2 separate regions of the Homo sapiens genome follow, and region 1 is linked to region 2. A link is an interaction called in ENCODE POLR2A ChIA-PET data of the cell type or tissue named here. Cell type or tissue: B cell. All regions are shown on one strand. Links, peaks and the distances in the headings refer to the core of each region. The heading gives the core; the rest is flanking DNA. Region 1 overlaps LRRK2 (leucine rich repeat kinase 2). Region 2 overlaps YAF2 (YY1 associated factor 2).

The links. ChIA-PET counts read pairs that join two places held together with the same protein. Peaks named below come from ENCODE experiments on the same cell type or tissue, not always from the same donor. Only the 100,000 strongest peaks of a DNase experiment are listed, where the experiment ranks them.
Region 1: POLR2A ChIA-PET joins it to region 2 with 12 read pairs; 2 of 35 experiments call an interaction of 5 or more read pairs at or near these places.

Annotation. Positions count from the first base shown.
Region 1 is chr12:40,226,703-40,231,927 of GRCh38, reverse strand. The region is part of intron 2 of LRRK2 (leucine rich repeat kinase 2); the gene reads right to left. Among named protein-coding and RNA genes, the nearest start is that of LRRK2, 4.3 kb to the right of the region's middle. In B cell, for the core only: no CTCF peak of the experiment used is centred there; DNase peaks (open chromatin) are centred at 1,532, 1,817, 3,077, 5,027 and 1 weaker place; H3K4me3 peaks cover 3,929 bases; H3K27ac peaks cover 4,994 bases.
Region 2 is chr12:42,164,155-42,169,661 of GRCh38, reverse strand. The region is part of intron 2 of YAF2 (YY1 associated factor 2); the gene reads left to right. Among named protein-coding and RNA genes, the nearest start is that of GXYLT1, 22 kb to the right of the region's middle. RefSeq lists a silencer at 268-468. In B cell, for the core only: no CTCF peak of the experiment used is centred there; no DNase peak of the experiment used is centred there.

The DNA.
Region 1 (5,225 bases), core at 226-5,225, 1.9 Mb after region 2:
GGAGGCTGAGGAAGGAGAATCGCTTGAACCCAGGAGGCAGAGGGTGCAGTGAGCCAAGATTGTGCCACTGCACTCTAGCCTGGATGACAGAGCAAGAATCCATTTCAAATATATATATATTATATATATATATAATTTAATTTATACATAATATATAATATATATAATTTATATATATAAATACATATAATTTCTAAATTATGAAGAACATAGACATGCCAATTGTCTAAATAAGGCAAAATAAAATAAACTATAAAAAATAGTTTTAGAGGTTGTACCAAGATTATTAAGTGCAAGAATGGCTATACCAGATCCTTAGTACTTTTTTTTTCTTGTTTTTTTTTTTTTTTTGGTTTTGTTTTTGTTTTTGAGATAGGGTCTCACTCTGTCACCCAGGCTGGAGTGCAATGGTGCAATCATAGATCACTGCAGCCTAGAACTCCTGTCCTTAGGTGATCCACCCACTTCAGCCTCCCAAGTAGCTGGGACTACAGGTATGTGCCACCACACCCAGCTAATTTTTTTTTTTTTTTTTTTGTGAAGACAGGGGTCTCGCTCTGTTGCCCAGGCTGGTCTCAAGCTCCTGGGCTCAAGCAATCCTCCTGACTTGGCCTCTCAAAGTGCTGGGATTACAGGCGTGAGCCTCTGCACCTGGCCCTTAGTAGGTTTTAAGTCATATCTACCTGACAGAATTTCCTCCACATATTTAAAATTTTAATTATAGGAAAAAATGAAGTGGCTTATAATGAAGGATTAGGTGAAGTTGGAGATTTTAGTAGCAAAATGTAAGTTATCAGAATGGCTGCTCCCCAAGTAATGAAGCTAGAATAATAGAGGCAAGAAACGTGGCATTTTTAGCAATTGAATCTACATCTGATAGGAGAAAAAGAGAAAGAGCTCTATAAAATAGACAGGAGGTAGAACTCCTCAATGGCTCCCTCCAGATTTCTCTAGAATGAATTGATAAGGTCTAGAGATCACAGACACCCCTAGTAGGCTCTTTCACATTTCGAAATAAAATATGAAATTATAGATGCATTTTAAGTATATCTTCACTCAGTCTGTTTACAAGATGCCAACTTGACTAAGTTGCTCTTTACCTCTGAAAAAAAAATTGAAAGTCCTGATTTCAAACCGGAGATGAAAATTAACCTATTCTTCCTACTGTAGACTCCTCCCTCTCTAAATGTAAAGGATCTCCAATTCATTCTATTATACTATAGAACTATACTTGACATGGTCAAAAAAAAAAAAAAAAAGAGAAAGTGCATATATGTACCCTCTAGAGACTAATGGAAAAGTATCTAAGTGTGATGTGTAATAAATACCAATATAATAGAAATACTGAAAGTAAGACTCAGTGTGAGTTGAAATTACTCAGAGAAGAATATAATATGAAGAGGTAGAGCTTAAGCCAGATTGTATAAGAACGGATGAGCGGTGAGGAGAGTAGGCTGCTACATGATAAGGAAGCTGCTACAGGGAAGAGGCTATTTTGGGATAAGGCTGGATGCATAAGTAAAGTTGAATATTGCAAGGAGTTGAATGACAAGGTGAGAAATCTATATGCACCCAATAAGGAATAATGGCACAAGTTTCTTACTCGCTTACGGGAGTAAACAACGGCTATTTTAGGAAGATAAAAATGATTACTCAAGATCTCTTTACAATATTACTTTTGGATCTTTTCCAGATTAAACATAAATTGCTTTATTTTGTCATTACTTCCTTTTACATAATTTCAAATTGCTTTCAAAGGCGGCAATTTCTGATAGCTATTTCTACCTATACTACTCAAGTAGGACATCCTCCTCCACGTAAGCTGAACAGACGTTGACAATCCAGCTGTCATAGAAACTGACTATTTTTGTGCTTTCATAGAATACATCAAGACTTTTTTCCGAACTATTTAAGAAAATAACATTCTGAACAGCTTCTGGTGGTAAAAAAAAAAAAAAAAAAAAAAAAAAAAGTCACATAGGATGCCAAACTCATCTCTGTACCTACAAAGCTGACTCAAGGAAAAAACCTGTTTGTTTTGGTTGGTGAAGCAACAGTATCAGTAAACGCTTTGCAAAAAGATTCAGGCAACTGAGCTCTCCAGCACTACATGGAACTTCTGTGATTAAATAGAATCTCTGGCAGCAAAGCAGAGGTAACAATTGATCCATTAATCTATTCAATTAAAAGCTTATCTCTCTAAGAGAGAAGGTTCCCATCTTGCACAGTTACAATACAATTAAATTGGTAGTTTTACTTTATTATAATTATTCTAAAAACTCAAGCATGTAATTAATGCACAACAGGAAAGAGTCTAGGGGTTAAAGAAAAAATTTTAGCCACTTTCATTTATTTTGCTCCCCTTCTTCAAAGGTTGAACCCTTGAGAATAAAGAGATGTAAAATTTAGGAGCACAGTGAAAAGATAGGCAGGAAAAGAAAAATATAAAGCACCTAGCTTAACCGTCAATTTTCTAAAGACTGTCATTTATGAAGAAACATTAATAAAATATGAAACAAACTTTGAAAATAAAACTGGCAGTCTGGAATATCATGTTAAATGGCATCTAGAAACAAACCTTAATCTTTATTTTAAATAGTAATTAAGAATTACTATTAAATTAAATGAAGGAGAAATTTACCTTAATACCTTAAATTTATCATTAAGAGTTTTTCTTTTGGCACTTCCAGCTAATTCAACATATAAAGCAGTAAAGGATACTTACAGTAATTATACTAATAATATAAAGAAATCTGAAGGAAAAATACTACTTTTAAGTGAGTATTAAAATGTCAGTAGGAGACCCCTTTCTACATCCCCTTGTTAAGACCAATGATAATTTAAATTGATGTCATTGTACCTAGCATGGCCACAGTATTTGTATCAAACCATTTTGCTTTTTACTAGCTTGCACAAAAAGCTTGCGAATTCAGCAGCTAGTAGATTGTATGATGGAAAGAGATTTTGAAGGTGTGAGAAGACTTGAGTCTTAGGTCTGTCACAAGCTCTTTGATCCTCAGTGAGCAGCTTACTCTCACTTCGCTATGACAGTAAAACATCCGGTAATATTTCCAGGAGGGCAGTGAGATTTCAGTGAGAATCAAATATTGGCTGTGCAAAAGAAGGAAACTAGATCCACAGCTTTCACCATATACACAAATCATTTCAAAATGGATTAAAGACTTACATCTCAGACCTGAAAATATGCAACTACTAGAAGAAAACACTGGGGAAATGCTACAGGACATTGGTCTGTGCAATGATTTTTGGGGTAGGACCTCAAAAGCACAGGCAATTACAACAAAAATAGGCAAATGGGATTATATCAAGCTAAAAAGCTTCTGCACAACAAAGAAAATAATTAACAAAGTGAAGAGACAACATAAAGAAAGGGAGAAAATATTTGCAAAATATCCATTCAACAAAAGATTAACAACCAGAATACATAAGGAACTAAAAAAACTCAATTAGCAAAAAAAAAAAAAAAAAAAAAAGTCTTATTTTTAAATGGACAAAAGATCCAAATAGACATTTCTCAAAAGAAGACAGACAAATGGCTAACAGGTACATGAAAAAAAAATCCTAAACTTCACTAATCATTAGGGAGAGGCAAATCAAAACCATAATGAGATATTATCTCACCACAGGCAGAATGGCTATTATCAAAAAGACAAAAAATAACAAATGCTGGTAAGGATGCAGAAAAAGGGGAATGGTGGTACACTGCTGATGGGAATATAAAGTAGCACAGCCATGATGAAACACAGTATGGAGGTATCTTAAAAAACTAAAAAGAGAATTTTCATATGATCCAGTAATCTCATCGCTGGGTATATATCCAAAAAAAGAACATCAGTATATCAAAGATATATCTGAACTCCCATGTTTATTGCAGCCCTGTTCACAATAGTTAAAATACAGAATCACCTTATATGTCTATCAACAGATTAACAAAGAAAATATGGAGGCCGAGGCAGGAGGATTACTTGAGGTCAGGAGTTTGAAACTAACCTGGGCAACATAGCAAGACTCCATCTCTACAAAAAGTAAAAAAAGAAAAAAAAATTAGCTGAGCATGGTGGCACATGCTTATAGTCCTAGCTACCTGGGAGGCTGAGGCAGGAGGACTACTTCAGCCCAGGATTGCAGGCCTGCAGTGAGCTTTGATCACACCACTGCTCTCCAGTCTGGGCAACAGAGTGAGACCCTGTCTCTAAATTAATTACTTAACTAAAAATAAAAGAAAATGTGGTATACATACACAATGGAATATTATTCAGTCATAAAAAATGAAATCCTGTCATTTGCAACAGCATGGGTGGGACTGGAGGTCATTAGGTTAAATTAAATAAGCCAGGTACAGAAATAAAATATTGCATAATCTCACTCATATGTAGGAGCGGAAAAGGTGGATCTCATGGAGGAAGAGAGTAGAATGGTGGTTACCAGAGACTGGAAATGAAAGGATGGGGAGGGATAAAGAGAAGGTGGTTAATGTGTACAAAAATATAATTAGATACAAGCAATTAAGTTAATATTTAATAGTATAGCAGGGAAATTATGGTTAATAATTCATTGCATATTTTAAAATAGCTAGAAGAAAGAAATTGCAACGTTGCCAACACAAAGAAAAATGTTCGAGGTGACGGATATTCCAGTTACCCTGATTTGAACATTACACATTGTATACATGTATCAAATAGCATATGTATCCCCAAAATATATACAACTATGATATATCCAAAAAAGTAATTAATTACTTTTAAAAAAACTCTTCCTTATTTTCCAGCATACTTTGCCTCTGGTACTCTCTAGGCAGAAATACTAAGTGACACTCATAACTACTCCGGACAAGTATGCTCAGGCTTGGGCAATTTCTAAAATTAAGAATTAGGAAGTATGTTCCAGGCTCCCCTGGGTTGTCAAGTATAGCACTGCCTTATCTAGACCCTGCAGACCAAAACGCCTACCCAGGATCTGACTGTCCTGAGCAGTATCAAGCAGGAGTGACTCTATCAAGTACAGAGTCTAGGGAATGAAGGTGGCCAGAATCAGGCACTTCTGAACACCAAAGCAGAGACAAGTAAGAAGGGATGACGTGGGTGCAGAGCAGGAAGCACAATAGGCCAGTGCCCAAAAAGTGACTCATATTCCACAGGCAAAATTCCGACTTTGAGTCTTAAAAGAACAGCATCTTTATTATGCCTCCATCTTTTCTTGGTTTG
Region 2 (5,507 bases), core at 255-5,254:
GCAGGTGGATCTCTTGAGTCCAGGAGTTTGAGACCAGCCTGGGCAACATGGTGAAACCTGTCTCTACAAAAAATACAAAAATTAGCCCGGTGTGGTGGGGCATGCCTGTAGTCCTAGCTACTTGGGAGGCTGAGAGGGGAGGATTGCTTGAGCCCAGGAGGCAGAGGCTGCAGTGAGCTGAGATTGTGCCAATGCACTCCAGCCTGGGGGACAGTGAGACTATGTCTCCGAAAAAAAAGAAAAGAAAAATTAAAGAGAAGAGATTAAGAACAGCATGAAGTAACCTCAACATTAAAGGGGCTGGAAGAGGAAGTTCTAAGAGGAGCCAGTTTAGATATAAGATGACTGAGAAGGACCTACTTACTGGAGAAGGTAGGAAGAGGAATAAGAAAGTAGAACCTTTGTAGCTATGGTGCAGGAGAATGTTAAATAATGTCATGATACACAGAAGTCAAATAAGATGAGGACTGAAAGCTGTCTTTTGGTTTTGGCATACTTGGTGACCTTAGTATGGTTTCTTTAGTGGATAGGAAAGAGGTTTGGAAAGGTAGAAGTGAAGACAAGGACACAACTGAGAGAATAGCAGACATTTTCAAAATACTGGAAGAGGAGAAAGGAAGAGCAAGTAAACAAGGGATTAAGGGAGGAGTTTTTTCCTTCTAGATGGGAGAGACTTCAGTATATTTCTATGTCTGTGAAAGGAGTATAGTGTTCTTATGATGGGAGGGGTGGTATGAGCCCCACAATATTTACAACATTTTAAAAGGTAATTGTGAGTTTTTAAACTTAGTAAATTAAAATATTAATACTAATTATAAATTTAATTAGAAAATTTTAAGTTTTTAAAAAATATTTAGGCAGGCCATCTCAACCAAATGACATGTAAATGTGCAAATATGCCCTTAGATCTAGAGTTTGTATAGTAGATTCTGCTTACTGTAACTACTTTGAGAACAGTGGCTTGTTCCTGTGAATGGAGTGTTCTTGTTTTTTTAAAGGAGAAATTGTGTATAAAAAGGATTTTGATAGTTTTGGGGACAATAGCTAAATACCAGGTTAGAGTCTTTATTTTGTGCAATGTAAGATAATCATTTTTCCGAAAAGAATTTAAGGAAGAAGCCAAGCCTCTTCAAACTGAATCACCCTGCTTAAATTTTATGACATAAAATTTCTGTCTTTCGGCCAGGCATGGTGGCTCACATCTATAATCCCAGCACTTTGGTAGGCCGAGGCAGGTGGATCACTTGAGGTCAGGAGTTCAAGACGAGCCTAACCAACATGGTGAAACCCCGTTTCTACTAAAAATACAAAAAAAATTAGCTGGGCATGGTGGTGCACACTTGTAATCCCAGCTACTAGAGAGGCTGAGGCAGGAGAATCACTTGAACCCACAAGGCGGAGGTTGCAGTGAGCTGAGAGTGCGCCATTGCACTCCAGCCCGGGCAACAAAAGCGAAGCTCCATTTCAAAAAAAAAAAAAAAAAAAATGCTGTCTTTCTTTTCTTGAGATAGACGTGATGGGAAAGTTTGTCAGGAATGTTGTGGGAGTTATGTGAGACAAAAGTGTAACAGAATCCTAGATTTAAAAATATTATGCCATCAAGATATATTTGTATATTATTCATAAATATTACTTAAAGTATTTTATAACTTACAGTATATACATTTTTAACATTCATTATTTTATTTGGCTTACCCAGTAATCTTGGGATGCAGTCAGAGCTCGAGGTATGGAAACAAAGCCAGACGATGACTTGACTGTCCTGGACTGTAGCTGGGACTATAGGCATGTGCCTGCGTCACCACTCCTGAGTAACTTTATAGAGACAGGGTTTTGCCATGTTGCCCAGGCTGGTCTCAAACTCCTGGGCCCAAGCAGTCTGCCCGCGTTGGCCTCCCAAAGTGCTGGGATTATAGATGTGAGCCACCGAGCCTGGCCAGAAATTTTCAACAGCTTTTCGTTTATTGAATTTCTGTTGTGTGCTATTTATATTTTTCAACATTGAGCTAAGAACCAAAAATGGTAATTCTAATACAGTAATATTTAAATAATTAGTTACAGGATATGTGTATTGTTTTAATATGTAGATACACAAATGATTTTTCTTAAGTTGGACCCAATTTTAGTTTTTGAGTCCTTTTTCAAGTGGTTCTACCTATAGATTTGATACTTTATGTTTTGTTCTTTCCTTGAGGTCTTCAAAGAAGGAGAACATTTATTTTTTGAAATTACCATATGGACCTTTTGGTCCCTTTTATATTTCTGTCATATATAACGGGATCTTAGTTATTTGATTTTTTCCTATATCTTGAGATAGTTTGCTATTACATCCTAGGAACTATTTTATTTATTTTTATTTTACTGTAAGTTCTGGGATACATGTGCAGAACATGCAGGTTTGTTACATAGATAGACATGTGTCATGGTGGTTTGCTGTAACTGTCAACCCGTCATCTAGGTTTTAAACCCCGCATGCATTAGGTATTTGTCCTAATACTCTCCCTCCCCTTTCCCCCCACTCCCCAACAGGCCCCGGTGTGTGATGATCCCCTCCCTGTGTCCATGTGTTCTCATTGTTTAGCTCCTACTTATGAATGAGAACATGCAGTGTTTGGTTTTCTGTTCCTAGGAACTATTTTATCTTTACTACTTAGTTATTTCCAACTGTATTAAAAAGAGACCAAAATAATAAGAAAACAGAAAAATGGTGGCATCATCTAGAAGGATAGTGCAATTTTGAAAAAAAAATCCAGTGTTTTATCATCTTCCCAGAAAGTACAAAAGTGTAGAGACAGTATTTTTGTAGTCTTTGCCCTCCTTTTTTTTTTTTTTAACTTTCATTGAACACATTTGAGAATTCAGAATTTTTCATTTTCTGCTCCTAATGACAGGAAGATTTACAAGATGTTTCACAGTTACTAGATGAATCAGGGGATGGTGTAAAGCCAGTGATAGTGGCATCCAAAATTGTAGTGATGTTGAAATTGACCATATAAGGGAAATCTCAGACCATGAGTCTTCAGATGACAATATCCTTGTTCATTTTTCTCAAACTCAGTAATTGATAAGTGAACAAATATTTCTGAGCACAAAAAGTATATATGATTTCTCATATAAGTAGTCATTCAACAGAAAGGATTTTATCATGCAATATTTTGCAAAAAGAACTTGGAGCATCTTGTTTTGCTTTAAAGACATGTGAAAACATTCTTTATCTTCTATATTTGACACAAAAATTTACTTGAGATAGTTCGTTAGTGGACAGATGCTAAAGGTAGGTATGTGTACCTCATCTACAAATGAAAATGGTAATTCTGAAGCAGAGAGAATGTCTGTCTCTTCAAGAAATTATGAGTTGTCAAGGGTTTCAAAAGTAAAGCATCCTATGATACAAGTCCAAGAAGTGGTAGAAGTAAAGAAAAGCTAAAACCTATTAGAAATGTATTTGAGGCCAGGCGCAATGGCTCATGCCTGTAATCCCAGCACTTTGGGAGGCCAAGACAGGCGGATCACCTGAGGTTGGGCGTTCAAGACCAGCCTGGCCAACATGGTGAAACCCCCTAAAAATATAAAAAATTAGCCAGGCATGGTGGCACACGCTTGTAATCCCAGCTACTCGGGAGGCTGAGGTAGGAGAATCGCTTGAAGCTAGGAGGCTGGAGGTTGCATTGAGCCAAGATCACGCCACCGCACTCCAGCCTGGGTGACAGTGTGAGACTCCGTCTCATTCATAGATAGATAGATATAGATATAGACAGATAGATAGATAGATAGATATAGATAGAATTTAAAACCAAGAATCAGTACTTACAAGATGAATGTTCATAGGATTAGGCATGACAGTTGATGAGGAGTTAGTTACATTAAAAAAAAAAAAAAAAAAAAAAACCTGGCCGGGCGCAGCAGCTCACATCTGTAATCCCAGCACTTTGGGAGGCTGAGGCGGGCAGATCATGAGGTCAGGAGATCGAGACCATCCTAGCTAACACAGTGAAACCCCGTCTCTATTAAAAATAAAAAATAAAAAAAAATTAGCCGGGCATGGTGGCAGGCACTTGTAGTCCCAGCTGCTTGGGAGGCTGAGGCAGGAGAATGGCGTGAACCCAGGAGGCAGAGCTTGCAGTGACCTGAGATCACGCCACTGCACTCCAGCCTGGGCGACAGAGCTAGGCTCAATCTCAAAACAAAAACAAAAACAAAAACAAAAACCTTTTGGCCATTCGAGGTGTAGATAACTTTAAAACCAAGTTATTATAGAATAAGAAATTGGGTTTACTCTCTTTTAAAGTCTTAATAAAATGCTTAATGAAGTCGTTTCATTGTTCTCTTATTAAAAGGGTCCATTGTGATACCTGTTTCTCCTGGTATACTGACCATTTAAACATGGACAGAAGTTATTTCCTCTCTGTCTATAATAACTCCTCCTCCTGTTTTCTCTATCACAACACACAGTTTTTTTGTTTTTAATTTTTAGCGCATGAGGGCAGGGCCTATGTTTGTCTTGTTCATGGTTAATCTCCTTACCTAGTGCCTGACACATGTAAATGTGCAATAAAATTTATCAAACAAGTAGTTTCTTTTCTTTTTTTTTTTTTTTTTTGTTCCAGAAGACAGGGTCTCACTCTGTCACCCAGGGTGGAATGCAGTGGTGTGATCGTGGCTCACTGCAACCTCCACCTCCTGGGCTCAAGCGATTTTTCCACCTCAGCCTCCTACAGGCGCGTACCTTTACTGGCCAATTTCTGTATTTTTTTTGTAGAGATGGGTTTTCACTATGTTGCCCAGGCTGGCCTCGAACTCCTGGACTCAAATGATCTGCCTGCCTTGGCCTCCCAAAGTGCTGGGATTACAGGTGTGAGCCACCACGCTTGGTTGTAAACAGGTGGTTTTTTATAAAATCTTTCCTAGGTTAGATTTTTGGGCGTTTGTTAGCCAGAGTATCAACAGATTCACAATATGTATGGATTTAGTCCAGCCTTTTTTTTTTGATGAGATTTACCATATCGCTTCAATTTACCATATATTTTGGTGTTACTAAGCAGATTACTTCTTTTGAAATTTGAGTTATGCTGCCTCTTTTTAGTAAAGAATGTCATTGTTTTTAATACTCTTTTTCTTTCTTTCCTTTCTTTCATCTTACCTGTCCAACATGACAAAGCTAAATTATGATGAAGTTGATCAAGCTGAAAATATTATTCCTCTAATATTTAGCACATGGGATTTTTGTCAGTGGGGGTGGAAGGCAGACCGTAGTTGAAAATTGCATATATGAAGCCAACATGTATTGACCTCCTGCTCACACAGAAGGTCAGCCAGCTCCAAAAATATTTTGTCCTAATGCGTAATAAAATGTTCCCCCTTTTCTTACATTATAGTAAATCAACAGACTGCAAAACTTATACCTTCTATTTGGGCTATCTATGAAAGATACATAGGGATCCCCAAATTGGTGAATATCATATCTGACAAATACAGTCTAATCATGGCATATGTGAATAAGTAGATGA